3 separate regions of the Homo sapiens genome follow, and regions 1 and 2 are each linked to region 3. The links are chromatin loops, found by intact Hi-C in ENCODE. Cell type or tissue: sigmoid colon. All regions are shown on one strand. Each heading gives the region's core, and the rest is flanking DNA. Links, peaks and the distances in the headings are about the cores only.

Evidence for each region. A loop is a pair of places that touch in the nucleus more often than their neighbours do. Peaks named below come from ENCODE experiments on the same cell type or tissue, not always from the same donor. Only the 100,000 strongest peaks of a DNase experiment are listed, where the experiment ranks them.
Region 1: it touches region 3 in a loop (6-fold over the local background); 6 of 110 quality-filtered maps call a loop at or near these places.
Region 2: a loop joins it to region 3, with 4 times the contacts of the local background. A loop is called at or near these places in 2 of 110 quality-filtered maps.

What each region holds. Positions count from the first base shown.
Region 1 is chr14:68,522,913-68,533,579 of GRCh38, reverse strand. It overlaps LOC124903334 (a long non-coding RNA gene), which reads left to right. Exons shown (of 3, transcript XR_007064223.1): 1 at 1-4,833; 2 at 4,908-10,667. It also overlaps a transcript of RAD51B not described here. Among named protein-coding and RNA genes, the nearest start is that of RAD51B-AS1, 160 kb to the left of the region's middle. RefSeq lists enhancers at 6,112-6,632, 6,633-7,154. In sigmoid colon, for the core only: no CTCF peak of the experiment used is centred there; a DNase peak (open chromatin) is centred at 6,629; H3K27ac peaks cover 1,432 bases.
Region 2 is chr14:68,139,602-68,150,268 of GRCh38, reverse strand. The region is part of intron 7 of RAD51B (RAD51 paralog B); the gene reads right to left. The region is part of intron 2 of LOC105370546 (a long non-coding RNA gene); the gene reads left to right. It also overlaps the pseudogene RN7SL706P. Among named protein-coding and RNA genes, the nearest start is that of RAD51B, 330 kb to the right of the region's middle. In sigmoid colon, for the core only: no CTCF peak of the experiment used is centred there; DNase peaks (open chromatin) are centred at 5,988 and 6,778; H3K27ac peaks cover 2,533 bases.
Region 3 is chr14:68,584,548-68,595,214 of GRCh38, reverse strand. It overlaps a transcript of RAD51B not described here. Among named protein-coding and RNA genes, the nearest start is that of RAD51B-AS1, 96 kb to the left of the region's middle. RefSeq lists an enhancer at 9,346-9,847. In sigmoid colon, for the core only: no CTCF peak of the experiment used is centred there; DNase peaks (open chromatin) are centred at 4,771, 5,104, 5,564 and 8,134; H3K27ac peaks cover 5,252 bases.

The DNA of each region.
Region 1 (10,667 bases), core at 1,219-9,218, 62 kb after region 3:
CTCCACTGTGACATCTGTACAACTACTGGCATAGGAATTGTCTTCCTTCTCATTACAATGGAAGAAGTAGCTCTGTTTCTCTTAAAGGCAAACACCTCTACTTGTGCTTTGCATCCCATCCTCTCTTGATGTCTCCAGGACTTATTCCTAAGTCATCCACCTCTATTTTCTGCACAATCAACTTCTTTCACTCTACTGGATTATTCTCAACAGCAAACAAAGTGCTCAGGAATCTCCCATCTTTAAAAATCCTACTTTGATACATTCCCCTCCAGCTACAATCTCAGTCTCTGTCTCCCTTCCAATTAGTTTTACCTAGTGCCTAGAAAATGCTGTTGACTTTTGTATATGGATGTTGTATTCAGCAAACTCAATGAAATCTCTTATTATTTATAATAATTTTCCTATACAGTGGATTCAATGGATTTTCTGTGTAAATAATCATATTATCTTTAAAGAAAGATAGGTTTGTCTGTTTTTTTTTCAATTCTTATACCTCATTTCTCTTTCTTTTCTCATTGCACTGGTAGGACTTCCAGAATGATATTGAGTAATAAGGGTGATAGTAGGTATCATCTTTCTTCTGAAGTTTTATCATTGAGTGTGTTGTCTATAAAGGTATTGGTTATATGTTCTTTATCAAGTTAAGGAAGTTCCTGCCTATTCTTACTTTGCTAAGAGTTTATGTAATAAAGGGACTTTGAATTCTAGAAAATAATTTTTTTCTGCATCTATATTAAGACATGTCATCTCTGTTAATATTGTTAATATTTTATTTAGAAAAATTTCATCTATGTTTATAATGGATTAGTCTGTTCTTGTATTCTTAGGTTTGGTATCAAGTGCCTAATAAGATGAGTCACTTTCCCTTTTCTTCTACACTCTCAAACAGTTTGTGTAACATAAGGGTTAGCTGTTCTTGATAGGTTGGCCAAACATCCCAGAAATCCACCTATGCCCAATGTTTTTTGGGTAGAAGGCTCTGATTTGTGGTAGCAAGTCATTTCCTACATGGGTTATTGGTTGATTTGGATTTTCTAATTAATTATTCTTGATTCAACTTTCAAAATTTACTTTTCTAAAAAAATCATTAACTTCCTCTACTAGTATTAAGTTGTTCATAGATTTGCTCATTCTATTTTTTATGATTTTTTCATTCCAATTGTATCTATCATTATAAATTATGTTCTCTTTATAATTCTTAATATTATTTATTGCATTTTCTTTTTTTCTGGAGCAGCCCTGCTAGGGTTTTATCTATTTTACTAGTAATTTTGAATAATCAACTTCTGGATTTGTTCATTCTTTTGTTGTTGTTTCTTTTCCATTAATTTCTGATAGTTTTATTTTGCTCTGCTTTTTTTAGGCTTAATCTATTGTTCTCCTTGCTTCTAGATTTAAACACATCTTTTATTGAGTTTTAAAAATCAGATTCCACTGTGGTCAGAAAATATCTCTATAAGTTAACAATTCTTACAAATTTGTTGAGACCTTCCTTTGTGTGGCCTGTTATGTCAATTTATGTAAATGTTCAACATATTTTCAAAAAAGAACATATATTCTCTATTGTTGGACTTTGGTTTTTATTTGTTTTTGAGATAGGGTCTCTCTCTGTCACCCAGGTTGGAGGGCAGTGGCATGTCACCTTGTCTTACTGCAGCTTCAACCTCCCAGGCTCAAGCAATTCTCCCTCCTCAGCCTCCAGAATAGTCACCACATCTGGCTAATTTCTAAATTATTTTTCGTAGTGACAGGGTCTTCCTATCTCGTCTAGGCTGGTCTCAAACTCCTGAACTCAAGTGATTCTCCTGCCTCGGCCTCCCAAAGTGCTAGGATTATAAGTGTGAGCCACCATGCCTGGCCTATTGTTGGATTTTGAGTAAAGGATATATCAGTTTGTGGTTATATCTTTTATGTTTTTAATAAATTTCTGTAAAAATAAATTTAAATTTAACACAATTTTACATTTTTACATTTTCTTAGTTTTTGCTTTACATGTTTTGAATTTCAAGGTTATGTTTTTAGGGGCATATAGGTTCATGAATATTATCTTTTCTTATATCATTATATATCTCTCTATCCCTATTAACATATATTTCCCAAGATTCCATTTGCCTTACTGTGACACCACCCACCTTTCTTTTGGTTAGCATTTTGTGGTATGTCTTTTGTCATCTCTTTATTTGTGTGGTTTGGCCTAAGTGGGTCTTTTGAAAATAGCTTATAACTGAATACTTTAAAAATTCTAATCTGATATTCTCCAATTTTTAATAGACACATTTAATCAGCTTACATTTATTGTAGTTACCATCATATTTGACTTACTTCTTCCATTTTATTTAGTTTTCTATTTATTTTCTTTCTTTCTTATCTTCTCTTAGGTTTTTTTCTTCTTTCCTGTCTTCTTTCATTTTTTTTTTGTCTTTCCTGTCTTCTCTTAGGTTGGTGAGATTTTCTATATTCTGCTTTCTCCTTTGTTGGTTTAGAACCTATAGATTGATGTTCTTTTCTATTCATAATTACCTTAAAGTTTTACCATACACATTTAATTATATATGTTTCAAAGTCTGAAATTTTCAATATCTTATCCTCCTCCCTGAACAAGGCAAGACTCTTAGCACACTTTACCCAGTAAATACTCTTTCTACTAACATATTATCTCAACATATTACTTTTTTATTTAACTTTTATTTTAAACTCTAGATTTAGTTATTTTATAGTCAGTTGAAGTAAGTCTATTTTAACTTATTTATTTCTGTGTCCACTATAGTTTCTTGATTTCTATGTCCTGCCTTGAAACTGAGTTTTTCTTGATATAATACATATTTTAATGGTTCTTTCAGTGAAGACTCAAGACTGATATAAACTTCATTTTAAAAAAATCCTAAAACTGTCTTTCTTTTAAATCGGCTCTTGAAAGCTAGTTTAGCTAGGTATAAAACTCTGGCTTTACAAGTGATTTTTTTCCCCTTTCAGATATTTGAAGATACTACTCCACTGTCTGCTGGAATCTATTGTTAGTAAGATGTCTATTATCAATGCAGCTATCATTCCTTTATAAATAACTCTCTTTTCTCCCTGGTAACTTTGTTTTTTTCTTTCTTTATCTCTTTTTTTTTTTTTTTTTTTTTTTGAGACAGGGTCTTTCTCTGTTGCCCAGGCTGGAGTGTAGTAGCACAATCATGGCTCACTGTAGCCTTGACCTTCTGGGCTCCAGCAATCCTCCCATATCAGCCCTCGAAGAAGCTGGGACTATAGGTGCATGCCATTATGACTGGCATTTTTTTTTTAAATTTTTTGTAGAGATGGGGTCTCGCCACATTGCCCAGGCTAGTCTTGAACTCCTGGGCTCAAGAGATCCTCCTGCCTCTGCCTCCCAAAGTGCTGAGGTTACAAGTGTGAGCCACTGTGCCCAGCCACAACTTTTAATACTATCATTTTTATCCTTGAGGTAGATAGGTTTACTATCTCATATGTATGTATAAAAATTGGAGCTTCTCAGTATATCTTCATGCCCTTAACTCTGACTTGCACTACGTTTTGGTGGCTTCTTAAATACTATCTTCCTATTCACTAATTTTATCTTCATCTATTTCATGTCTAGAATTTATCCTATCTGTGTATTTTATCTTTTTAATTCATTCTTTTTCATATTTGCCAATTCTTATTTCTGCCTGCTTTATTTCACAATATCCTTTTTAAAGTAGATGTTATTTCTCTTTGAGTATTTAGGCAAATTTAGTTTAAAGTTTTAGTCAGATTGTTCCATTATTTTAATTTCTTTTGGACAAGATTAGATAACAAATGTTGATTTTGTTGACTGGTTTTCTTAGTGTTGAATATTTTTGCTTGGATACTAATTTAGAGAGTAAGGTCTTCTTTCTTCTTTCTCCTCATTTTCTTCTATCCTAGAGATTTTGTAGAGGTCTCTGGTTCAGAATCAAGTGATGATTTAAGATCTTTCCCAGCTATGGTGTTAGTGATCTCTCCCTTAGTAGTGAAAGCATCCTAGCTTCTGGTTGCTGGGCTGTGATTATTTCTCCTGCCTCCATAGACCTACAGTTTCCTATAAGAAATAGTCTCAGATATATCATCAGCAGCTGTTTTTCAACGTTCTTTCCTAGTAAGCTCCACCTTACAGATGACCTGAGGTCAAGAGTTCAAGACCAGCCTGGCCAACATGGCGAAACCCTGTCTGTACCAAAAAATACAAAAATTAGCCTGGCGTGGTGGCACGCGCCTGTAGTCCCAGCTGCTGGGGAGGCTGATGTGGGAGAATTGCCTGAACCTAGGAGGAGGAAGTTGCAGTGAGCCAAGATTGTGCCACTGCACTCCAGCCTGGGTGACAGAGTGAGATCCTGTCTCAAAAACAAAGAAAAAAAGAAAGCCCCACTTCAGTGTTTCATTTTTAGAAGTGAGTCTAACCCCAGTAATCCACTGCACTTGAAGCAATTTTAGTCCCTCTCATTCCACAGGAGCCTCTAGCTGTGCTTCTGGATTTAGAACTCAGTCAACCTGTGGCTTCAGCCTGGTTCACCATTTCAACATAACCCACCTAGAGAAAGAAAACCTGTATTTGATGAAACAGAATAGGGTTGTGAATTCCTTGGAGTTGGACGGACCAGGGTTTCTTCTGCAGACTTATCACTTACTAACTGAGAGACTGGGAGCAAGTTATCTAACTTGTTTGATTCTTAGTTTTCTTATTCTTCAGCTAGAAATGATAATACCTACCTCACAAAATTAATGAAATAACATTTAAAACTGTGCCTGACACCCAACAGATGCTCACAGGACATACTAGAATAAGTATTAAGTAACCCATTTTAAAAGGTAAATAATTCTGCAGTCCGCAGTCCGGCCTGGGCGACAGAGCGAGACTCCGTCTCAAAAAAAAAAAAAAAAAGGTAAATAATTAGTTCTGAACAAATCTATATTTGCCAGGATTTTTTTTCCCACTAAATATGGACCTTGACTCAGAGCTTTCTCTTTCTTGCTCTTCATGCCACCCTCCTGACATTTACTGGTCAAGATGTTTAGTAATATGAATTTTAACAGGCTGATCATGGGTTTTTACAAGAGATCAGATAAAACTTAATTTATTTATACTTTATGATTTATGTCCAACTTTTAAAGTGTACTTGAGGTAGTTTACAATGAAAGTCACATATGCAATAAGTTGGTTGAATAATAAAGGGAAAATTAAACCATAGAGGAAGAAGGGAAAATAATTATGCCCAAAATCTGAGTTAATTATTACTGTAATTGAGTATTAAATTTGTTTAAGGCTTCCTGGCAGCAAAAGGCAAAGAAAGAGGAAATATGATGAATGACATCATTCTCAATGGCTGAAGTTTTTCTATGAAACAGTGTAGCAAGGTTATGATGGGCTAGAAACCATGCAGGGATTATGCTCCATTCAGGATGTATGGTACGGAAGACTGGAGGGAATTCTTTACTGGTTGGTGCCAGCCTTTTCTCATGGCTTTAGCAACAGGTTGGACGACTGTGGTTTTAGATGGCTTAGTGCAATCTGACTGGAGCCCACAAACTGAGATGGAAGACTTTTAAAAAAAATAATGTTTTAAAGTTTTTCAGTATAAAAAAATACACATTTACTAAAGAAAATTTGGAAAATTTGAAAGAGTATAAAGAAGAAAACACAAATATCCTTACAATTCCACTGCTCAGAAATAATCATTGTTAATATTTAGTAAACTTCCTTCCAGGCTTCTTTCTATGCATACTTTATGAGCTGACTTGTTGCAGTTCTTTCTGGCTCAATGATTCTACAAATTAGGTGGCCTTTGGCCCAAGTGGTTGTTGTGTTTAATAATAAAAATAGCTACTGCTCATATATTGTACATCTGATGTGCTCCAGACATTCTATTGGTGCATTATGTAGTCCCAGTCCTTCCAAGACCAACAGGCACAAGGAAGTTTTCCTATTTGCAGAGAGGTTATGTAATTTGTCTAAATCACATGGAGTGAAAGGAGCAGCAAAACACAAATCTGGGTGTGTCTGCACAGCATATTCTCTTTCTCCTACAATGTGCTACTTCTCTGAGACCCAGGGGTGCCCCTGATCCCTGCCACTTTGTTGTGACTCCTGGAAGTGGGAGTGCCAGAGTCTGACATCAGCTCAGTTGGTTCATGGGCCTCAAATGGCCAGCCCAGAAAACAGAAGGAGCTCGCTCCTCCCCTACTCTCTCTTTCCTTTTGTCCCCTTCCCCCACATCCCAGAGGTCAAGAAGCTAAACTGTCTAGGCTCCCAGGTTAGTTCAGGCAGCTGTTCAGATGGCTTTTACTTTGAAAAATACTGTAATTCAAACCTCTTTCATGGGGATAAGGTTAAGAAAAAGTCAAGAAACTCAGTTCCATTGTTTTCAGTCCCAACAATACCAAAGAGCATGTAGGCTTTTTCATTTTGTTTCGTTTTTTGTTTTGTTTTGGTCATCGTTATTATTGGGCTTTATAATTGAAACTTTGTGCGGATGTAACTTTCTTCTTTCCTGAGCTCCCCGTTCTGCCCAGAAACTTCTCTCTTGGGCAAGTCACAGACCAAAGAGTCTTGCAGCAGTCCCAAGCAGCCGCTAAGAGTCACAGATTCAGGCCGCACTGTTGTCAGGGCAGGCTGGCCACCACACCCAGAAGGGGAAGCCTGTTGTGAGTGGCCTCTGTCCAAAGCAAGCAGTGTCCCGTGTGCCAGGGGCCACTCCTGGCTGAAAATGAACTAGTTTTCTCCTCTCTCCTTTACCACTTTCGGGGACCTAAGAACTGAATCCAGAAGAACCAAGCGGCCTGAATGTCAGAGGCTCTTGGTGGGCCATGCAGTGGGCTGAGATCCTCTGAGCAGAGGTCTTCCATGCAGAGTGGTCTGCAGCAGTCTAGATGAATCAGGCTGGGTTGCCAGTGGGCGTGAGTCAGCAATAAGATGCCCTCTCCCCACTATACTTGCATAACTCTAAACACAGGCTTTGTCTTCCCTAACAATCACTCATCTGGCTGTGACACACTGGAGCCTGCTTCCTGGAGGACATGTTCATGGGAAAAATATTTTAAAAGAGGGTGTCCACACCTGAGCTTCAGCACTGTGTGCAACGGTAATTCATCTCAATTGCTGGACGTATAATACGGTCACATGTCGCTTAACGACACGTTCTGAGAAATATATCATTAGGTGGGTTTGTTGCTGTGGAAACATCGTCCAGTATACTTACACAACCTAGATGGTATAGTCTACTACACACCTAGGCTATATAGTCCTGTATGTGGTCAGTTGTTGACCAAAACATTGTTATGTGGCACATGACTATATGTGGCAAAGCACGAACAAGCTGGTTTTCCAAATGACTTGCCTCAAGATTTGGGACCCATTTAATAATAACAACGATAGAAACAACAGCAACAACAACAATGAACATTTTTATAGCACTGAACATGACCCAGACAGTTCACTAAGCACTTGACATATATTAACTCATGTATTTTCCCCATTTTACAGATAAGAAAACTGAGGCGCTATGATGGTAACCAACTTTCCCAATGTCACAGAGGTAGTAAGAACCTGAACCAGAGCCTCAGGAATTCCAATTTCTTAACCCAGCTCAGGAGTTTGACTTGGATGTTCATGTGATGGAATGGTGGAGGACAGAAGAAAATTGTAAATCACAAGTATTTCCCAGTTGATAACTTCTCAAACCCAAGAATGGCTCAGGTTGGCTCCCGGCACTTGGCATGTCATGGTTCTATCATGCTAATTCCATATGCCGGAGCTCATTGAAGTTGTGGCTGGCTATCTGGAAGGGGAGAAAAATCCCCCAGACCCTGTGCTGGCTGGAAGTGTTTGGCATTTGGGGCGAGTGTGGGTGTGAAAAGCAGCTTGTTGTAATGCTATAGGATGTCTGGACCACACTAAGGAGAGGCCCTGGCAACACTGCTAAGAAATGGAACATCACTCGTCAAGAAGAGACCCCATTGCAGGGAAACTCTGATGGCTGAAGTGCTCATATGCAGGTGGGGCTTAGCCAGGAGAACCATGAGAATTCCCAGATGGTCAGTGGGAAGGATGCTAAGGTGACCACCATGATTTTCACTTCCCAGCTCATGGGACAATGTCCTCCAGGTCCTATGACCTGAGGGTTGAAAACCCAGATAACTTTGAATTACTTTCTTATTGCTGTTGTAAAAGTTACCACTAATGGAATGGCTTAAAGCAAGGAAAATTTATCTTATAATTCTGGAGGCCAAAAGTCTGACATGGGTCTCACTGGGCTAAAATTAAGACATCTGGAAGGCGATGTTCCTTTCTAGAGGCTCTAGAGGAACATCCATTTGCTTGCCTTTTCCAGCTTCTAGAGGTGGCCCTCAGTCCTCGGCTTATGGCCCCTTCCATCTCCAAAGCTGATAATGGCCCATTGAGTCTTTCTTACATCGCTTTACTGACATTGAGTTTTCTGCCTCTCTCTTCCACATACTGGGACCCTTGTGATTATGCTTGGCCAAGGACAAGCTTTCTATCCCAAAGCCAACTGATTAGCACCTTTTTTGCTTCCTTAATTCTCCCTCACCATGTAACATATGCACAGGTTCAAAGGATCAGGACTTGGACGTCTTTGGGAGGCCATTACTCTGCCTATCACAGGCCACAGATGGAAAGGGTGGAAACCCCTATCACGAACATTCTTGGCCCAGTTGAGGGCCTGCTAAGCAGCTGGTGGTCTCTGCCACATGCTGGAGAGAAATCGTTGGAGACCTGCCTCAGAGAAAACACTGGAAATCACATAAATGGTTTTTAAAGAACTACAGCTACGTCCATCTTCTTGAGTCAAAAAACTCATTTCTGCTCCCTGTCAGAACCTAAAAAAGAACCATCCTGTGGGGTCAAATCATTGACACAGGCAGCCTGGAATCCTTCTGAACAGCGACTACAAGGGACAGTTTGTAGGAGAACGTGAGTTAACTCAGTTCTAAAATCTCAGAAGAACGCATCCAGAACATTCCTTCATCATGCATCTCGGATCTGTTAGGCACAACTTCAAAGCCAGCTCGAGCCTGTGGGTGTGTTTAGCCTGTGTGTTTCCCAGGGCAGCAGCGTAGAACTCACAATGTGCTTCTATTTCTTGGTCTTGAACCAACCCGTCAGGAGTGTGGAGGAGTAAGGGCCCTAATTTCAAGCCAGTCAGGGTTTACTCTGTCCATAGATTTATCTTTCATACTCTTCTCTGGCCATCTCTCAGTTTCAGTCTGTCCAGCCTGAAATGGTTTACTTTTTAAATTTTGTGCATGTTTTTATCTTTTTTATTTTTAAACTTTTGACATGCATAGCTCATTTGAGGATCGTGACAGCAGCTCTCTCTGTCGGTCGGTCAGGAGCAGTGCAGATGCCATGTGTGCCCTTGGGAAGGTGGCTTGACCTCTGTCTCAATGTCCTTGTCTGCAATATAAGGATAATTACAGCACCTGCCACCGAGGGATGACGTAAGGAGTGAGTGAACCATGCAAAGCCCTTAGAACAGTGTCTGGTACTTGGTAAAGCTGTGATACACCATAGCTGTTATTATTATCAAAAGATTAAATAAGACACAAACCTCTTTTACTGTCACAGAACTGGCCATTTTGATGCCACCAGACCATTGATATTCACTCCATTTTGAGCACGACAGACACATTCCTAAGCAATATGCTTCTTTGTTTTGCTTTATAGGAATACATTTGACCCTTGAACAACATGGACTTGAACTGCCTGGGTCTACTTATATGTAGGTTTTTGTTTTTTCAACCAAACACAGATAGAAAATACAGCACTTGCAGGATACAAAACCTTTGTGTATGGAGGACAACTTTCCCTATACTAAGGGGCAGTCCCCCACATACACCAAGAGGCATTCCTACAAATGCTTTTTCTTGTAGTGGAGGGTAGACATCAAAGCCCACTGTTGAGGGGGTAAATGATAGGCAGATGGAAAGCCGGGCACTTATGCCAGGGCCAAGAGAAAGCTCCTCTATCCAGTTTGGGTTAGGGATGTAAATAAGGCATAGTGGGTTCTCTCAGGGCTCTTTGGTGCTGGCTGTCTTCCTGATTCTCACCCAAACTCAAAAGGGAACCTCCCAGACAGTGCTACGTTGCCTTCACAGTGAATCAAATCCTGTTAATCCAAAAGGCCACCCCAGACATCACGAACAGATCTTGGCCAAGTCCATTCTAATCCAGCTTCAACCCCACCATGCCCCAACTCCACTTTCCACTCTGCGCCTTGTGGCAGTGTTGAATGTCAGGGAACTCTCCTTGGGGACTGTAAAAAAGCCCTCAGGCTTCCCATCCCAGGGCAGGGCCACTTGCTCTCCTCTGCCCTCATGCCTGGTATCCGCTTTCTACTCTCATCACAGCCTGCCTCTGAATTGCCAGCTTCTACCACCAAGCCTGGAAGAACTTCAGGGACCAAGAACCTTAACTCCAAATGGAACACAGGCCACAAAAATTCCTCAAATATGTACACCAAAACAAAAGGGTCCCCGGGGATTCACTTTATCTTACCAAGTTTCAGCTGAAGGGGAAGCATTCTAATGGCAAGTAAGAAAAGCTGTCAGAGAACTGTTTTGTTCAACATCAAATGCATTCCAGGCCTTATTTAATCAGGGAGCCCTCTTCACAGCTGATGCAGAGG
Region 2 (10,667 bases), core at 1,069-9,068, 440 kb after region 3:
AAAGTTGGAGAAATAAAAGTCTTCAGGCTGGGCACGGTGGCTGATGCCAGTAATCCCAACACTTTGTGAGGCCAAGGTGGGTGGATCACCTGAGTCAGGAGTTTGAGACTAGCCTGACCAACATGGTGAAACCCTGTCTCTTGTTAAAAATACAAAATTAGCTGGGCGTGGTGGCGCATACCTGTAATCCCAACTACTTGGGAGGCTGAGGCAGGAGAATTGCTTGAACCTGGGAGGTGGAGGTTGCAGTGAGCTGAGATTGCACCATTGCACTCCAGCATGGATAACAAGAGTGAAACTCTGTCTCAAAAAAAAAAAAAGTCTTCAACTTCAAGACTTACTATAAAGCTACAGTAATCTGACAGGCATGGTGGCATGCACTTGTAGTCCCAGCTATTGGGAGGCTAAAGCAGAAAGACTGCTTGAGTACAGGAGTTCTGGGCTGTTGTGTGCTATGCCAATTGGATGTCCACATTTAGTTCAGCATCAATATGCTGAAAGCAGGGAACCAACCAGGTTGCCTAAAGAGGAATAAACTGGCCTAGATTGGAACTGGAGCACTCCAAAACTCCCATGCTGATCAGAAGTGGGATCAAGCCCATGAATAGCCACTGCACTCCATCCTGAGCCACATAGTGGGACCTCATCTCTTAAATGAATACATGCATACATTCACAAAGCTACAGTAATCAAGACAATGTGATATTGGTGAAAATATAGATAACTAGATAAATAGAACAAAATAGAGCCCAGAAACAGACTCACATAAATATAGTTAAATGAACCTTGACAAAGAAGCAAAGTCAATTCAATGCAGAAGGATAGTCTTTTCAACAAACGATGCTGGACCAAATAGTCATTCACATCAGTCTAAACACTGACCTTACACCTTTCAGAAAGATTAACTCAAAGTGGATCATAGAAGTAAATATACAATGCAAACTATAAAAATTCCAGACGATAACATAGAAAAAAATCTAGGTGATCTTGGGCTTGGCAATGAGTTTGAATATAACACTTAAAGCACAATCCATGAAAAAAAAATTGATGTTAGGCTTCATTAAAATTAAAAGCTTCTGCTCTGACAAAGACACTGTTAAGATAATGAATAGACAAACCAAATATTGGGAGAAAATTTTTACAAAACACCTATCTGATAAAGGACTTGCATCCACAGGACTCTTAAAACAGCAATAAGAAAACAAACAATCTGATTTTAAAAATGAGTAAAAGATCTGAACAGACACTTCTTCAAAGAAGTAACACAGATACCACTACACACCTGCAGATCCTCCTCAACTTACAGTGGGGTTATGACTCAATAAGTTCTTTGTAAATTGAAAACTCATAAGTCAAAAATAAATGTAATATACCTAACCTACAGAACATCATATCTTACTTGGCTTAGCCTATCTTAAACATGCTCAGAACACTTCCATTAGCCTACAGTTGGACAAAATCATCTAATGCAAAGCCTATGTTATAATAAAGTGCCAAATAACTCATACAATTTATTGAAGAGTACACTGCACAGTACTGATTGTTTACCCTTTGACCACATGGCTGACTGGGACTTGGGGCTTACTGTTACTGCACAGTATCACGAGAGAGTATCGTAACACATATCACTAGCCCAGGAAAAGATCAACATTCAAAATTTAAAGTATAGTTTCTACTGCATGCATATTGCTTTCACACCATTGAAAAATCAAAAAAGTGTAAGTCAAACCATTGTAAGTTGGGGAACATCTGTATCAGAATGACTAAAATCCAAAGCAATGACATCGCCAAATGCTGGCAAGGATGTGAAGCAACAGGAACTCTCATTCATTGCTGGTGAGAAAGCAAAATGGTACAGACAGTTTGGCAGTTTCTTACAAAGCTGAACATACAGCAATCCTATAATCTAGTGATTCCACTCCTAGGTATTTGCCCAATAAAAAAGAAAGCATACCTCTTTTCAAAAATTTGTAGTCAAATGTTCATAGTAGATTTATTTGTAATAGCCATAAACTAGAAAGAACCCAAAATATCCATCAACAGATGAATGGATAAGCAAATGTAGTATATACATACAGTGGAAAACTACTTTGCAGGAAAAAGTAATGAAGTACTGATACATGCAACAACATGGATGAATCTCAAAATAAATTGGAGTAAAAAAGCAAGACCAAAATGAGTTTATACTGTATGATCCATTAATAAGGAACTCTAGAAAATGTAATATAATCTATTGTGACAAAAACAGATCAGTGTTTTGCTTATGAGGGTAAGGTAAGGAAGGGTAAGAGACATGGATTGCAAAGGTCATGTAGAAACATTTAAGGATAAAAGACATGTTAATTATCTTGAGTGTGGTGATGATCTAATGGGTATGTAAATATGTTAAAACATCAAATTGGACTAAATATGTGCTGTTTATTGGATGTCAGTTATAACTCAATAAAGCTCTTTTTTTTTTTTTAATTTCCCTTGCTTTATCTTTTTTGGTTCCATGTTTCACTCTCACAATAATTCCTTCCAGCTGTGTTGTAATCTCCTTCCGTAAGAGTTGTTTAAAATATAAAGAACAACTTCTTCATTTACCATTATATAAAAATATTTATTGAAAACCTAATGTATATAAGCCAATGAAGTGGGCACTTGAAGGGGATACAATTGGGCATTATAGAGATAGATATCAGATTACAAGGGATAAATAATACAGATGGTGATGAAATCTAGTGACAGATGCAGTTTACTAGAGTATAAAAAGGCTCAGGGAATGATTAAACAGTAAAGCAATTATTAGGTCCATGAAGAGCTCTTGCCAGAAAGTTTTTGGAAATGGCCAGGTTAATGTGTCAGAATTTCAAGCAGAATATAGAAGTTCCCATAGACAGGTCCTTACAGGTAAATTATTTTATATGTTCTCATTTATTAAACTGAAATACATTAAATCTCAATGTGAGGATATGAGCATAGAACTAATTTTTAAAAGTAGATTCCAGGACACATGTATTCATAGTATGTCTTCTGTAAGAAAAGTACAGAAACACATAGTCCCAGTGTCATCCAATTCAACTATTTCTCGTAGGTTTATAGATCTCAGTTGATGTTTTTAAAATACATCAACTTTGGCACTCTCCCCTCAAAGGCCAGGAATCTCTGGCTGTTATGCCTCAAGTGGAATAAGACTCCCGGAGAAATTCTTTTGCCACCACAACTATTTCAGTGTGGTTCTAAGTGGCGAGTCTCAATGCTTGCCAAATTCCTCTGGTCTGATCCCATCTGGATGAACCCAAAATACAGCAAAATAGGACCTTCTATTTCCTGGTCATATTTGATTATCCAATATCCCTCCAGAATCATGCCTGCTTTTTATCTTTAAGCAATCATTGGCCTAAGGCTCTTAATCTAATCTAAGACATTGTGTACAAATAGGCACAAGGAACACCCCCTCCCAACACTGCTATACTTTCACCTTTACTGAAAAAACAATTTAAAAAAAACCCTAAGAGTGTTCACAGCTTTTACTTATGTAGCCATAATTATGGGCCAAATTATATGAGCCTCAAAGTCCCCTGACAATTAATGGTTTCATATGAAGGATCCACTACGTGTTAGGTACATAGTGCCTCTTTCTAATTGCACTTAACTTCCGTTTAAAACCTAAGCCAGGGTCCTCTAATAGAGAAGCAAAATTCTGTCTAGTTCCTTAAGGTCCTTCCCTCTAATTCAAACTCAAGGCATTCCAGTAAGCCAACAACACCCAAGCAATTTGAGAGGCCCTTAAATGAAATTCCCCTGAGTCACCTCCTGCGACGATTCTAAACTTTTTTGTGGGGGAGGGGGCCGTGGGGGGGAAACAGAGTCTCAGTCTGTTGCCCAGGCTGGAGTGCAGTGGCGCCATCTTGGTTCGAGCAATTCTCCTGCCTCAGCCTCCTGAGTAGCTGGGACTACAGGTGCACGTCATCATATCCACTAATTTTTTGTATTTTTAGTAGAGATGGGGTTTCACCACGTTGCCCAAGCTGGTCTCAAACTCCTGAGCTCAGGCATTCCGCCCACCAAGGCCTCCCAAAGCGCTAGGATTATAGGCATGTGCCACCACGCCCAGCCTAAACTTTCTTTTCTTGCTCTGGCCTTTGCTAAATCCATCTTAGCTTTTGTTTCCTAACTCATTCCACCTCCCCACACTACTAGTTAAATAATGTAGTCCTTATTCCTTTTAACAACAGTCCTGGGCCCCTTTATATTGAACATAACTTCTACCTATACTCAGACCAAGTACGTATAATTTCACACTGAAGCTGTTCATCACATAGTTCAGTAAGTTTCAGAAAAACACTAAAAATCCAAAGTTTCTAAAAATGTAAACATAATATTCTACATAGACTATATATTCTAGATTTATCTAATAGTGTTTAGCCAGATGAAAAGCAGGGGCCAAACCCAAGTACTCTCCAAATGTCTTCTTTGGGTGAGTTCAACTTGTACAAAAGTTCTTGGATAGGATGCAGATGCACTGCAGCTAAGTACAGAGGAAAGCCATAAAGAAAAGGGAAATGTATGAATCACAATCAAGATATAAATAACTTTCAGTAATTCATTTCCAGACAATTCACTCAATTCACATATTAATACTGACTTCAAGAAAATACTACTGAACAAGAGAGGCTCAGAATACCCAATAATGAAATACCTATTTTAAGTTATTATTTACACATATCACATTTTTCTGTGAACAGCAGATTTTTATAATAACTTATTAAACATAATATGTGTAACAGGTACTTTAATGTAGGTTATATAATTTAATACCCACAATAACCATAAAGTATTCTTGTTACTTTTGCCATATAACAGAGGAAAAAACAAGTCCCCAAAAGCTTTGGTTCCTTGCCTAATGTACCCCGCCCGTAGGTGGCAGAACAAGATATTCAAACCCAGATCTATCCAGCTCCAAAGCCTGTGCCCTTTCCAGTAGGATGCAGTCTCTGATGGAGTTCTCACTAGTGCTTTGGAAAATTCCTGACACATGGAGCACAGGTGTTATAATGGAAAACCACTAGACAATGGGTCAGAAGACTTGTCAGCCTGGCTGTGGCATGTGTGTGACCTTGGTCTAATCATGTTCCTTCTGCAGGCTTTTTCTCATCTATTAATATAAAATAGGGAGTTTGGATAGTTAATATTTAATGGCTTTTCCAGCTCTAATGTTTTACCATACTGATTCTATGAATTGTAGACAATGCAAAAGCATGTAATAAGGAAATGAGTAATAAAAAGGTTAACTGGGTATTTGAAACAATATAGCCAAGCAAGTCAAAGATTGAGGAAATTATACAGGCAGAAATGGAAAAAAATGGCTTTGTAGTGTTATCTTCCCAATATGAATAAAAAAGACTTTATATAGTATACAAAAAGGTAAACAAGATCCCATCAAAAAAAGAATTTTAGCAAACAAATTCATCTGTTTGAAGTTAAAATCAATTAACATTTTAATTATTTTAAATAAAACACAAAATACAGACATGAGAAAACATAGACAAACCCCAATACAGATATGCTTTGAGGTTTTTTTGTTTACTAGCTTCTGAAGAGGATATGGAGTTCCTTTTATATAAACAGAAATGTGGGTTGGCACTGCCAGGTATAGGGCAAGATAGTTAACGAAGTTTCCAGAAAGAGCAGCAGAGAACAACTCATTGTATCTCAAAAAGCTCTACTCATCAACAAAAGACAATGCTCTACTACAAAAGACAATGACTGTGTGAGATTTTAATCTTGTTTTGCTTTCCATATTAAGGCCACAAAGTCAGTCTGTGCAAGCGCAATAACTTAAAACCTTCATAGTACATGGTGTTCCCCTATATTGAGCCAAGATTCTTCAATCAGGCTTCCTGAGATTCTTCCTTGATTTTCTAAAATGATGACAACCAAGTGCCTCTTTGCTCAGCCGCCCTCACTAAGAGCCAATATGAGACATATGCAGACAAGCTCTGTGGGGAAACAACACAGGCCAGGGGTGAAAGTACACCTAAGCTAGTTCTCCAACAGCTGGGGCTAGACAGACAGCAAATGACCAAGAGCTCTCTGGGCCTTAGGAGGCCAATGGTTTGGGATGAACTGTCAGAATTGAGAAAGTGTCAAATTTCTAGGCTTGTGAGAGAGTACAGAGGCTCTGGTTATCCATCTTAAGTTCTCTCATTAGGTAAATATGTTTTATGTGGAAAAAAAAGATGATGAGCAGCCTGGCCAAAGAACCTAAGATAAATGAAATCTTCCACAGGATGTTCACAGACAAAAAGGCTGAGTAATGTAGAAGAGAAAAAAAAAATCCCTGAAGATGAAGGGAGGGAGAAAAAAATAAAGCCATCAGTTCTAACATTTGCCAAGGAAAGAGAGTGAGAACACTGTTTGGACTGTCCATAAACCAGGTAAAAGTGACGGTTGGTTCTGATAGAGTCCACACACACTTACAATACCCTTCCACCAATGCCAACCACCCTGCGCTTCCTCTGAAGGTTGCAGCTGCTTTTCAAAGCCCCCAGAAAGCAACAGGCAGAGTATAGTGACAGCTGGAAGGAAGGAGATTAGGCAAGGACTTGGCATAAATAGAAGTGTAGCCAAAAGGCACAAATATAAAGGGAGAGAGACAATTTTCCTGTGTGGTTTGTGTGTGTGGTATGGGGGGAGCTCAAAATAAGAGCTAGCCAAAGTTCTGGCCTTGACAGCCTGAAGGGTTTGGCAAGCACAGCATTTCTCATGGCAGCCGGGCCAGGAAATGAAGCTTTCAGCTGTCTGCTTCAATGTTTTGCTCACTGTCACCATTTTCATGTTTGGCCGCTGGCCCATTTGTATTTTCTTCTTCTTTGGAGATTAGCACATAAGTGTGGACAAAGTCCATTTTGGTCATTCAGGACTCTGCCATGTATCATTTCCTTCCACACCATTATCTGTCAACTAGGGACTTCAAGAACAAGAAATCCTGACAGAAGACTACACAAGCTATAGAATTAGATGATTTGTAAAAGACCTTGGAGATCATCTAACCCAGCCTGATCAGACTGATTTTACAGATGGGGACACTAATAGCAGCTAAGAGAAGTAAGGTGACATGCTAAAAACACACCAAAACTTAGAAAGTGGCAAAGTTGGGACAAGTACCCAGCTCTCTCATCCCCATCCAGCCAGTCACCTGTCCACAGAAATCACAGTGTTCCTTTAGGACTCCATCTCAGACAGCATAATAACTCCCCCCCCACCCCCTCGCCCTCCGCGCCTTTTTTTTTTCCTTGAGACAGAGTCTTGCTCTGTCGCCCAGGCTGGAGTGCAGTGGTGCCATCTCAGCTCACTGCAAGCCCCCAACCCCTTTTTTAGTGGAGACTTGATAAAAACTGTGATGTGTTCTGACTCTCATCAATAATTTGCATATAAGTTTGGTAAGTAATTATCCAAAATGTGTGGTCTCCAAAAAGAGAAACAAATGTGGAGGCACAGAACAGCACTCAGAGAAAAGACCCAAACTAAAACCAAGCAAAACACATGGCATTAAAAACCATCTTCATAAAACTTAGATTCCTACTTTTACTTATTACATATAATTATCACTATTATTAAATCATGACGATCATGCTGCTTCCCAAATAAACTATGGCCTCTGTTTATCCTGTCATGTTGATTTACAAAACAGCAAGTCAATTTTAGGCCTTGGAGATGTCTTCTAAATTAAATTAAGCATGGATTTAAAATATTATATTTCTAACTCAAGGAACAAATTTAAATATAGAAGATAATATTTTCATTTGAAAGAAAGAAAAACATAAAGAATGAAAAGTTACTTGCAACAAAAGTAAACCTATATTATAGAAATCATTTCATAACTTTTTTTGCCAATGGAAATAATTTCTGATATTGACAGAAATCACATACTCAGAAATACGTAACCCTTAAAGGGCTTAAAAGAGTCTAACTCTGAAAAGGAGTTTGAGAGTGGAGGGGTAGGTAGATGTAAATCAATCTGCATGTAAGGTCATAACAAAGCAATCTATCTTCTTTCCTCAAACTGTGGTTTCCTTTACTCTAAAAAATTTTTTCTTCCAGTACTATAGAAATCATGTCATATGACATTTAAAAAAAAAACACTTCATTAACTAGTAAAAGTTAAATTAACTAGTTTTTCCTTCTTTATATTCATTTCAGTGTAACAGATAGTCTTTAATAGCTTTACCAAGCATCATTTAATTCTGGGAATAAGGAAATTAAAGGATGCTTCTGACATAAAAGCACTCAAAATTAACTGGGGAAACCAACATATGAATGGAATGACCCTGAGTCATAAGTCTTGTGATAAAAGGTACTTTGAAAGCACATGGGAGGGGCTGCAGACCAGCCTGGGAAGGTCTAGGAAGGCCAAATGAAGAAGATGACACCTGAGATAAAGGATAAACATGAGTTAGGCAGGTTAAAAGAAAGGAGTCCTACTTTTATTATGCTTTATGTTTTCTTATCTAACATACTCATTTCATAGGAAATTTGATCTATCCCATAAAACTTTCGAAGGAAAAATGACATCATCATTGTTGTGTCGAAATAAGATTAACAAAGAGTACCAAACATACTGAATATCAAAAAACAAAGACTTAAACCAAATAATAATGTTAATGTAATACCCAAACGTCAGAAAACACAGCAACTTTTCAGCGTTGTCACACGAGATTTGTCTACTCATATTTATGTATTACAGAATACTAACTATATGCAGGACATTTTGCTAGTGCTGTAGCAGATGCAATCATGATTAAGCTGGTCTCTCTTGCCAGGGAATTTATCATTTTGCTTTAGTAGTATATTCTTTCCCATGCAGAGAAAAAGCAGCAATTCTCAAAACTTTTAGTCTTGGGTTCCCTTTAAGAATATAAAAATTATTGAAGACCTATAGAGCTTTTACTTGGGAGGATTATATTTACCATATTAGAAATTAAAATAGATGAATTTTAAAGCATTTATTTAATTCATTTAAAACTAACACTAATAAACTCATAACATCTTATCATAAATAACATTTTTATGAGAATGACTAGATTTTCTAAAACAAAAAATGTTCATGAGAAGAGTGGCACTGTTCTGCATTCCTGCAAGTTTCTTCAATGTCTGACTTAATAAATGACAGCTAGATGGTGACTCTTGGCACAGTAACAAGGGTGACCCTATGCTCAACTTGCTTCGACAGTCCCGGTTTATTGCTGTTATCTCAGAGTAATTATTAATAGAGCCCCTTTACTTTCAAAAATATCCTAGTTTTGATGATAAATTATATGGTCACCTTGACAATACCCAGTTCAGAGTTTGAACTATAGAATGCCACTTTGCCCGGTTGTTTCAAATTGATTGGAATATAACCTATAGATTGAGTGCTATCAATTAACCAGATTTGCCTAACCTCTAGACTAATAAAACACTAGTCAAAACCTGGCACATTAATTCACACCATCACCAGAAATTGAGACAACTCAGTAAGACAAGAGACTTCTTTGAAAAAGTATGAAATCTACCAGACCTAACTCTGTGAGCATGGCAGGGGGTATGAAGAGGACTGCAAAAGAAATGCTGTAAATTCTGATTAGTGAACCTTGAAAGTGACGTGAATTTGGCTTTGCATCCCAAGTGGCAGAGAAACCTCAGCAGTTATCCAGCACTTTTAGAGAGTAGGGTAAAATTATAAGAACATTTTTATGAGTTGTGGCTGGCAAGCCCTGGCCTGTTAAAACTCTTTAAAAACCAATGCCTTGGTGGAGGTAACATTTACTGTTTACTGTAGCTGTGGTTGTTAGGGGTTATTGCTAAGGTCCTGGTTTTCCATGACATCAGCAGCATTCCAAGGGAAGTGTGTGTCAGTGACTTTCAGTAATGACTCCCTTTTCCAAACGTTCAAATCTTCTGCCAAGCTGCCCTACACCTGCACACCAGCTGAGTTGCAGGAAAAGGAAAAGCAAGATGGATTAAGTGGGATTTTTGTCTGGGCTCCTTAATGAGACTAAAGGCTTTTCTTCCTTCAGTGTTTGGTCTTGTGTAATAAATTGATGCCAACTCCTTTAGGAGTGACATGACTCATCCTTAACTTTTTATAAACTGATCTGATTATCTGTCATGACCTCTCTCTGTCATATTCTGGAATCGCCTTTTGAGAGTTTTCTTCTGTAGAAAAAGTTTAGGGCTTAATGAGACGATCAGCATGGCATGCCAACCCTCTGGCAGGGTTTCTCAGGGAGGCACCTGCTGCTCCCCAAATTAGCAGGAAGCAGAAGCAGTGAGGAGACATTACTGTGTGGCTGCTTCAAGGGTCACCTGGCTTTCAACGTTTCAAACCAGATGTGTTCTCTCAAGATGGCAGCAGCAGACCTCATTCTAGAGCCTGTCCTCGCCAAAAACAGGGATCTGGTTAACCTTATCTGAGGGTGCCTAGTGCCCACTCAAAAAGCCTGTGACTACTATCAGGGCCAGTGCCAATTGTACACTTTTATGAGACCTTTTTCCAAAGGCTTAAAGTGTTTTACCAATATTAACTCATCAGGAGTCATGGCAACCCTCGAGTAGAAAACTGGCAAATATTGGTTCAGGTGGGAGAAATTGTGGGATGGGATTGAGAAGAATCAAGTACTCTGCTAAGAGTGAGGCAGTGG
Region 3 (10,667 bases), core at 1,153-9,152:
CATGTTTAGGATTTTCCATGTAAGTGTTCTGCTCCATTAGAGTGGATAATTGGGAGGGAAGAGAATAAACGTTCCAGCGCTCCTAACATGCTGAGGCATTTACCAAAATGCTGTGGTTCATCTAGGCAGAGGGGAAGGCATCGGCTCAGGAGCACTGAGTAAATACTCAGTGGAGAAACTGGGGCAAAATCTAGGCTACTGGATCCTAGTTTGTCTCAGCCTCAAGAAATTCAAGCTGCCACAGTGGGTGGCGGGGTGCCTTAGTTCACCTCCTGTTTCCACGTCCCTGGTCCTTTAGCTCAGCAGCAAGCCAGGGAGAAAATGTACTCCATGGTGGAGGGCATGGGCTGTGTGCCTGGGACATTTGGTCTGGGGAGGGGCACCTGAGCAGGTCACCTGTCACTCCATTGCCCCCTTTCTCATTCTTGTGGCCCTACACACATCTCCAGTGGCCATTGGATGAGATTGCTAAGGACAAAATTCTCATTGGAATGGCAAAGTCTCATACTTGTAATCCTAGCGCTTTGGGAGGCTGAGGTGGGTGGATCTCTTGAAGCCAGGAGTTTGAGATCAGCTTGGGCAACATAATGAGACCCCACCTCTACAAAAAATTAAAAAATTAGCTGGGTATGGTGGCACATCTGTAGTCCTAGCTGCTCAGGAGGCTGAGGTGGGAGGATTTCTGGAGCCCAGTTCAGTTCAGCTTGGGTGACAGAGCAAAATGTTGTCTCTAAGAGAGAGAGAAAAAAAAGGAAGTCAAAGTCTAGGCCCTTTTGCCTTTCTCTGAGGCCCTGAGGCTTCCTGAAGAGGATGGTTGAGGAAGACCTGATGGAGAGTTCAAGGGGTATGGCATAGGAATGTACATAACGGTAGACATGTGCAAAAGAATGCGGGTGGGGAAGAAGTATTCGTGTGTGCACACACAAACTCTCTCTCTTGCTCTGTCTCTCTTTTCCTTTTCCTCTCTCTCTCCCCCACCGCCTCACTCACTCATAGCTTAATGGGGTTTCTGGGAGAGGAAATTGTGGTCTCAAATGCATATGAAAAGTCCTGGAACAAGCTCTCAAAGGCGTGTGGGGGTGGGGAGCACGGGGGGTGGGGGAATCACAAGACTGCCCTTGGGCAAACATTTTTGTCCCACCTCTCTTTTCAGCTGTCCTAATGTGTCATCAGACACCCCTGCCCAGCCTGACAGGCCCACATACACAAACAAAGTGCCCCAGTGAGCCATTCCTTTCCCAAGCCGCTGAGGGGTCTTCTGGGAGTTGGAAAGGATTCTTTCTGAGCTGATCCGACACTGGCTGATGAGCTCAGCTGTCTCCTCTTCTAGGAAAGATTTACTGCAACAGAGCATGGCTGCCTTCCATCCCCCTTCCCAGCCGTCTTTCTTCCAAGCCAGAGACTGAGGTTGGGGAGTTGACAGAGGGAATGCTGGGAATAGACCAATATTTCTTCCCTGGGTGATTTGAGGGGCTGCACAGACAGTGGGAGCCTCTCTTTGTGCCCATAATTAGACAATAGTGGCATCACTATAAATGCCAGCCCTGATACATTCCCCACTTTCAGCCAGCCCAGGTGCCAGGCACCTGCATCTTGGCCTCTGGAGACTAAGAAGGAAGGGTCCCATGCCCATTTGCCAACCTTTTATACTAATGATGTGAATTCCCTCTTGTCCCATTGGATTTCATCTCTCCCTCCCCATCAAACCACCTACAGAGACAGGCCCTAATCAGTTCCTACTACAATTTTCTTCTGTTTGCCACTGGGACAACTTGTCCCCTACCTGCAGCTTCTGCCCACTCAGCATCAAAGGGCCCAATGATCATCGGCTGGCGAGAGCTTGAGAGCCCACCAGAGAGCCCATCATGGGCCTGGCCCTGTTCCAAGAGCCTCTCACATATTAACTCATTTAGTCCTTAGAACAATTCCATGAGGTGGGCAGTTATGATTCCTGTTTTCTAGACGAGGCTACTGAAACCCAGAGAGGTTCATTAACTTGCCCACGGTCTCACAGCTAAAGAATGGAAGATCTGAACTTAGCAGCCTAGCTCTGGAGCCCTGCCCTCGAGGCCATGCTGCAGGCGGGAATAAATCAGTTCCAGTTCCGCCAGCCCTTGCTGCTGGCCCAGTTCTGACCTGGTGCCTCAGTCTGACAACAGGACTCTGTCTTGCTTCTGTGCCTAGGTTCCTTCTCTAGAGACCTGGTATGTTCCACTTTCTAGCATACCCTAGGATGCAAGGTCCCTCATTTCAAGTTCTGGAATCCCACCCTGAGCCCATTCTGATGGCCATGGCCATGGACCTTCCTGATCTCAGACCATAAGAATGACGTATCACTCAGTCCCATATCCCACGCAGAGCCAAGAGCACGGTGCCCTGCACACACATAGGAGCTGTTCAAATCACATTTGCCGAAGGGAATCAATGCCAAAATGCTCTGTGCCTCAGTTTCCTCATCTATACAATGAGGCAATAAGAATACATCCAGAGTTTTGTAAGAATGAATTAAGTGAATCTATGTGTCTGGCATGTGGCCAGTGAACAGTGAGGGTTGGCAGTTACCATTATCGATGTAGTGGTCGCTTCTATGATACGTGGCAGAAGAACTTTGAGCTCTAGCATTCTAATCCTGGCCCTGCCACTTCTCAGATCTATGATCTTTGGCAATTGAACCAACTTTTTTTCCATGCTCGCTTTCTCATTTGAAAAGTTGCATAGTGATACTTGTACCTCACAGAGATTTTGAGAATTATGAGATAATATGTGCAAAGTACCGTACCTGGCCCAGAAAAAGATCTCAACAAATGATAGCAAAATTATTAGTATTATGATTGTTATTATTGTAAAACTGGGGTGCATACGCTTACAACATTTGGGGCCACTCAGTATTTTTCCTGTGACAGACTCCTCTCTTTGATACACACACATACACACACACACACACACACACACACACACACATCATTGCCTACCCCTTTGTACCTCCCTGCTCACATTTATGGTGCAATGAAGACATCTGGGGTTTAGCCATTCCCCATCAGCCCTAGCTGCGGGGGAGGGGGTTTAGGAGCTTTCATTCATGGAAAGCATCAATTCCCCCCCTCCTAATACTGAGGGGACACAGTATCACGGCCATCTGGAAGGAATGGCTTGACCAGATCCTTCAGGGAGTAGGACTATCAGAGGACAGGGAGTGTGAGCTTCTCTTTGACTACCTGGAAGTCACCTGCCTCCTGAGTGTGTGCCCAGCTCCACACAGTCCTAGGTGGTGAGACAGTTTCCCCGGGCTCCATTTCTCTAGCAGGATCCAGAAGTGAAAGGAGAGAAGAGGAGTGACAGTAGGACTGTGAGGCCCATCCAGGTGGCCGGCCAATCACTTCCACATCCCAGGGGCTCAGGACTGCACATCCAGTGGCTGCTCCAGATCCCTAAAGATCTCCCCAGGCCTGCCAGAGCACCACATGGTAGCAGGACCCCACCACTCCTTAGCAACAGGGTGAGAGATCCTTGTTGCAGCTGGTTGTGGGGAACCCTTTCATTTTCACTCACAAAAATGAAAAGAAGCAACTCCCCCACGCCACCGGCCACACACACACAGGGGGCCTGGCTCTGGAAAGGTGCAGAGGCCCAGGGAAGAAGAGCATCAGACCCATCAGGCTCCTCAAGTTGATTTGATTTGAGTCATTGGAAGGATATCGATTATCATAGCATCATATGGTTGTTTCTTGAGAAGCATCCATAGCATCCACATTGGGGGTGTGTATTCAGAAGGGATTTATTTAGAGATGGAAAAGCCAATGAGGTGGCTCCCCTGTTTGTCTTTATTCATGAATCTGTGATGAGTAAAGCAAACAGAAGAGGTGTCCTCAAATCTCTAGGATGGCTGTTGTTCAGCGCATCCAGAGTCCCTGGCAGAACCCAGCATGGAGGACAGTCACTCTTCTTGCTCCTACTTCTGGGACTTCTTCCAGCTTCCATTTCCCACTGTCCCTGTGTATGTCACTATGCCACTGGGGACCCAACTCACTCTCCTGTTGCTGTCTTCTCCAACCAGCCTCTCTTAACCCACTGGGGAAAAGATGCTCCACCTCAGCCACCAAAACATAAATGAAGAAAAACTGGAGTTTTAATTTGTTTAAATAGGAAGGAGGGAAGAAAAGAGTCACTAGTGAGATGCACAAGGCCAAACCATCAGAATGAGGTTGGGCAGGGCAGGAACCGGAGGGGAGGGGAGGGGTCCATGGCTGCCTGGCCCATCTCAGGTAGGAGCAGTCGCCTAGTGAGAACTTCATGGGGCCATCTATAAAGGCCCCTCCATGGTGAGGGTGTTAAAGAGGAGACATTCTAGAGAGGCCACTCTGCCCCGCCACCCATGGTCAGCATTGGGTGGATCATGGGCAGATAGAGTAGTGAATGGTTAGCTGAATTATGAAAATGCCATAACAGGTGATTCGGCATCATTGCCCTCCTAGGAAGAAGGGCTGCAGAGACACAGAGAATTTGAGGTTAGATGGCCTCTTGTGGGTAATGGGTCTAACTTCAGGTAAGGCAGCCAGGTGGTATCAACATTTAAGATTCCAGGTAGATTTATTTATACCTGCAGTGAGAAGTTCAGTTCCAGTCCTCAGGCTTAGGAGGTAATAAAGAGGTCCCAGCCCCAGGCACCTTTGCCATAGATAGACTAAAAGCTGAAGACCTGACATCGCCAGGTTTCCTTTGCTCTGGGAACCAGACTGATGGGACAGGCAACCCCCAACGCTGCGGGGGAGGTGACTGGGAACACCCTGCCATGCTGGCAAGCTGGGGGCAGTTACAGGTGTAGATCCAAGGGGTGGCCAGACTGGTTTCAAGCCTGCTCATGGAAAACTGGTTCTTTTTTTTAACAGCTGTCAACTTGGCCCCCTGAGCCTGGGTAGACTGGCTGGCCAGGCAGAGCTTGAAGAGATGCATGGCAAATGCAGTCTCAGCTCTCACTCCATCAGTCAGCCCAAGACTCCTTGGAAGCACAGAGGCAGACTGGTGAGTTACTGAGGCTCTACACATCTTGCTGGAGGCCGAGGCCAGCACTAGTTTTTGGAATCAGCATCTGGGTGACACCCCAGTCGGCTGCTCAGGGTGACCTGTGTGAGGCTAGGCAGAGGATGAATGTGAAGTGTGGGGTGGAGGCAGGGAGGAAGGCTTTGAAATGGGCTGGGTCTGAAGTGGCAATAAATGTCAGTGCAACATTAAGAAATACACACCATGGGTACAGATCTGAATGCATATGGAATGTGTGTGTTCGTGTGTGAATATGTCTGTGTGAGCTAACACAGACATACCCAGCTTGATGAGCTAATGAAAAAGCCAAAAACTGAAAATGGGGGGGAAAAAGCCCTTTCTATCCCTGTAACCATTAGAAAGAAAATAAAGTCCAAATTGCATTCAGGGCTGCTGGGACAGAGGAAGAGAGGCAAGAATGGAAAAAACAGGCCATAAAGATGCCAGGGCTCCTTAAGCAGAAACATCTGTTGAAGTCATAAGACTAGGGGCCTGGCCAGGCTTCTAACAAACCCAGGAAGAGGAGAGTCTGTACAGGATCAGGACTACCCTCATCTGCCCTGTGCAGGGCCCCTGGGACCAGCATACGTGCAAAGGAGATACCCTCTCCAGGGCTCAGCCAAGGCCTGGCCTCTAGCAGCAGAGAAAGGGAGAGGGAGGAAGAGACGTTCCCAGGTCGGGAGGGGCTTGTGGCAGTCATGGGGGCAGTGATGTGATAGCCGTTTTGAGTGTGTATTTATTTAAAGCTTTAACTCACTGAGGTAGCCTGGTGAGCCACATGTCTCAACTCCTGCAGCTAAAGAAAAAAAAGTGAAGGCGGGGGAAGGGAGGGTCAGTTGCTGACCCTAACAGGAATGGGTGGCTATGCTCACTGTTTGCAAATGTAGGCCACTCTCTTGTTTGTAATTTTCAACAGAGGCTAGTCGTTCAAGGCTCGCCTCTTCTAATGACTACAAAAATGGCAGCTACCATTTATTGACCATATTCCACTCTCTGTACCATGTTCCTTGTAAGTATCACGTTACTTAATCCGCCAGTAATTCTGTTATCCCCAGAATGGGTGGAGACATGCATGGCTGTCTTCAAGGAGATTCTCGTATTAGCATTATCATCCTAGGAGGAAACTGAGGCTTAGAGAGGTTAAGGGACTCGCCCCAGGTCACCCAACTGGTACCTGGGAGCTGACCTGCCCTCCTTTCCTCTACAAAACTAATTTGAAAAGCAGCTTTAGCCAAGCCCCGTTGGGAAAGCAGCTTTGCAAAATCAGCCCAGCATTTATGGAGACATTGAGGTCCCTGCAGACCCTCGTGGCTTGTCCATCCCTGTGTTCCATTACATTAGCTTGGGAAAGCAGTAGGGGACTGTAATGACAGAACACACCAACACCAAACAAAGAAAAGTGGGTTAAAACTCCAATCCCCATGACAAGAGAATCCTACTCTCTCTCAAGGAAACTCACAGACGGTGAAAGAAATGAAATCCAGACTCGATACTACTCACTTGTGGGGAACCGCCAAGGAGCCATTTATCCATTATGAAAGTTACATGTTGTATCTCCTCTTCCTGGAATGCCCCTGTCCCCAGAACTGACCCTGCCAGACCGCATTCATTCAGTTCCTTCACCCATAGCGATCTATTCTACATGAGAAAGCTTGGTCCCTCTGGGGGCACTCTGGATCTTAATTTCACACGGGGGTAGCTAGAATGAAAAGCTTACCACTGTTGGCTCTGAAATTCATGGTCAGGGGACTACAAGTCTCCCCAGAAAATAAAAAAGTGAAATAGCAAGAGGACGGACTGAAGCTGCATCTCCTAGGTAGTTGCCTTGGGGAAATAAAGGATTTTGATGTTCCCTGAGCAATCATCTCTGTGCTGCTAACATTGACTAGGGTAGGAGCCTGCTGGTACCAGGTCGAGCCTCACATCAGCCCTTTATAATAGGTTACATCATCTCTGCTGTAAAGGGGAGGAAACTGAAGCTCAGAGAGGGAGCTTAACTTAAAGTCACATACTACTGAGTGACAAAGCTGGCATTAGGAATCCACAAGGCTGGGATGAACGCACCCATATGTTCTTTCCTGTGCTCCACTCTGCCTCAAGCTTGAATGTGCCTGTGTCCGCTGGCCAGCTTGTTAAAACCCATTCTCTGATTCAGTAGGGCCTGAGATTCTGCTTCTGTAACAAGCTCCCAGGTGATGCTCCTGCTGCAGGTTCCAGGCCCGCGTTTATAGGAGCGAGGATCTATACCACACTGCCTTTTTAAATGCACCATGTCTGCCATCTGGGCTGGCATTTCTCTGCCTCTTCAGTGCAGCTTTCCCACCAGAATGCCAGAACTGACCAAAAGCCACACTGTGCAGCCCAGTCAGCTATGCTATGTACCCAATTATTGTAAATCTTACTCTTCCCTATGACTTGGCTGAGTGTTAAAAACCCAACATCAGCCTTGGGTAGCAAAGGCTGGCGGAGGCCTGCTTCGGTGCAGCTCAGAAGCTGTGGAGGAAGAAGCTGCTCTGCGGGACTGGGGTAGGACTTGATACGGTTCTGGATCTCGGGGGGGATGGATGTGCTGAAATCTCTCTCAGATGGCCTCTCCCACAAGCTGACGGGAATTTCCTGCTCAGACCAGCAGAGGAATTAGGGGTTTGCTTCTCCAGGGCCAAGCTCAGTGGGAAAAGTAGGAGCAAGCAAGAAAGCAAGGGGCTGCCTTTGTGTGAGCCCAGCTGTCTTGGGTTCCTGGTTCTGCTCCATTTATAGCTGGGGGAGGGATCTTCTCCAGCTCGTAATTACAGCCTGAGATTCTGCATTTTCCCAGGGCTTGCTCAAAGGCTCTGAGTACCAATCTTTCAGGAGAGCTGGGGTGATCTGCATTCCACAGAAAGGAGGGGCTGGGAGAGGCTGGAGCTCAGGTTTGCTTTCCAGCACAAAGACAAGCTAGAAAGACAACCAGAAAACCCAACCCCAACCTCTGCAGTGCCCTGACCACTCTCCCCCTCTTTTGTGTGGACAGAGGGGTTCCTTCTTTGAAGACACTGCTGAGGGCCTCTTATGCGCAGGCACTGTGCTGGAACACTGACATATAGCAGAGAGCAGGATCCCTGGCTGCTGGCCTCAGGATCTCAAAGCTGGAAGGAGCCAATTTTTTTTTTTTTTGAGACAGAGTTTTGCTCTTGTTGGCTGGAGTACAATGGCGCGATCTCGGCTCACTGCAATGGCGTGATCTCGACTCACTGCAACCTCTGCCTCCTAGGTTCAAGTGATTCTCCTGCCTCAGCCTCCCAAGTAGCTGGGATTACAGGCACACGCCACCACACCCAGCTAATTTTTGTATTTTTAGTGGAGATGGGGTTTCACCATGTTAGCCAGGCTGGTCTCAAACTCCTGACCTCAGGTGATCCACCCACCTCAGCCTCCCAAAGTGCTGGGATTACAGGGGTGAAACACCGCACCCGGCCATGGAAGGAGCCAACTTTTAAAGGGGGTGACTGGATTTCCATGGGGTACATGCTGAGAATGGGAGTGTCTGTGAAGCCGAATTAATGTGTTCTGTGCACATTCCCTACCTGGCTGTGCTGAGCATGACACCTGGCCCTACTCTTTGGGCCCACTCACCTGCTCTCACACTGCTTTGCCAACATGGGTCTCCCTTTACTCCCTGGTCTGCCCCCACCTCCCCTGACATCACCCTTAGAACTCATTGGACACCTTTGTTAAAACCAGAGAAACACATGAGCTTGCATTTCCATGGGCATCTGGAACCGATCGGCACAAGGGCCGGTGAGGTTCTTGGGCGCACCGCAAATGTTCGCCTTGGTAAAAAATAAAGGTGTGTGGAGGGGAAAGGTTAGGTCAGGCAGGGAGGAGACAAGAATCAAGGCTGAGTGTGCACCATGGAAGAAGACTGAGCTGGGGAGTTGCTACAGGTCCATCGGGTTACTTGAGGCTCATCACTGCCCAGCTTTGAATAGTCCTCAGGGCGAATCTACTGTCCTCGGAACAGGACTATCGCAGCTCTGCCTCTCCGTGCCAGCCTCGGAGAGTTCTGATTGCAGTTTTTCACCCGCCTTTAATGATCTTCTCTTCCATAGGCTAGGAGGTGATGGGGGTAAGGGAGGGCTGCAGGAAGACTGATTGCAGCCGATTCACTGTGAAACGCAAAGCGTAACGTGCCGTGGATGCTTTGCAGGGCCTTGATGAGATCTGCAGCAGATGAGCCGTTGCCTTGGCGACGCTAATGAAAAGCAGGCTTTAGAGAGGTCCAAGAACCCCCGTGGGCTGAGTTGTCTCCCCCCTCTGCAGCTCTCCTTGCCTCCCCACCAACAGCCTCAGATCAAACTCCCCGAATATTTATAAAATCTCTACCAGAAACAGAGAAAGTCAGCCGCCCAGCCAGGCGTCTGCCCACGTCTTTCCGGAGCTGCTGGAGTGACACTCTCCAACGTGGCTCATTATTCTGTTTTTCTTCCTTGCAGTGAGCAGGACACCCGGGGTCGGGGTGGGGAGGAAAAAAATGTTTGCTCTGCCCTGTTCCAGCTGATTTTGACTTGGGGAATTTACTTAGCATTTAGGGGCCTTACCTGGGACAGGTCATCCTGTCCCCAGCCCCTCCCTACCCTTCTGCCTTCTAGTTTGTTGCTCCCTTTATCCCACCTTTGTTAAAGATAGGCTCTGACTTGGAGCCTGTTTGGCTATTCCTTGGTTGCTTGTTTAGCCCATCAGCCTCCCGCCTGGGGCTCCTCGTCAGGAGCCCCTGGGAAAGTCCGAGGGGAGACTCGCTAAGAACCTCTCTGCACTTCCACAATGGAAATGCGAGGGATAATGGGGATTGGCAGCAAAAGGAGCCGGCCTCCCTGCCATGGTGAAGCAGGAATTGGGCTTATTCCCTCTGAAGAAAAGGGAGTTCCTGAAATTCCCCATGGGGAGACAGCAGGGAATCAAGGCTGGTCTGAGAAAATCTAGGTGACCACTGCCTTTTTTGCCTGCTGGTTATTAAAATGCAAATAACTTAAATAATAGAGTACACAGAGGTGGGAATGCACCTCTCTGGGCTGTGTCCTGCCAGAAAATGGGAAGGCCCCATTTGCCCACTTGAGTATATTCTGAGACTGACCTTCCTGACCGCCGCATCCTATGGGTGAAGCAGACTTCTATGTAGAGAGGCATCAAGAGCTTGTGGCAAGTCCTGGATTGGGCTAAGAGTGTTGAGTGTAATTTGAGTGTAACGCCCAGCTCTGCCAAACCCTGAGGGCTCTGCCTGGCAAGTTACAACAACCTTCCTCTCTCTCGGTTTCCTCATGTTCAGAAAATGAGGATGGGACTAGGTAGTCTTTAAGATCTCTTCTAGTTCTATGATTTCTACATAACATGGAAGAATAAAAATGCCATATGTTATAAAGTACTAACATGAACATAATTCATGGGCCAAATGTTGGGTCCAGGTGGTAAACAATACAGGTGATAAAGCAGGGGAAGAATCGATGGAAGTGTTGGGAACCTTTTATGGAGGTGAAATCTCAAGTCACCTTGAAGGACGAAAGCGATTTGGATAGAAATAAGAACAGCTGGGTAGGTGCAGATGAGCAGATGTTGGGAGCAGGCAAGAAGCGCAGTGGCAGAGGTGAGCTGGCTGG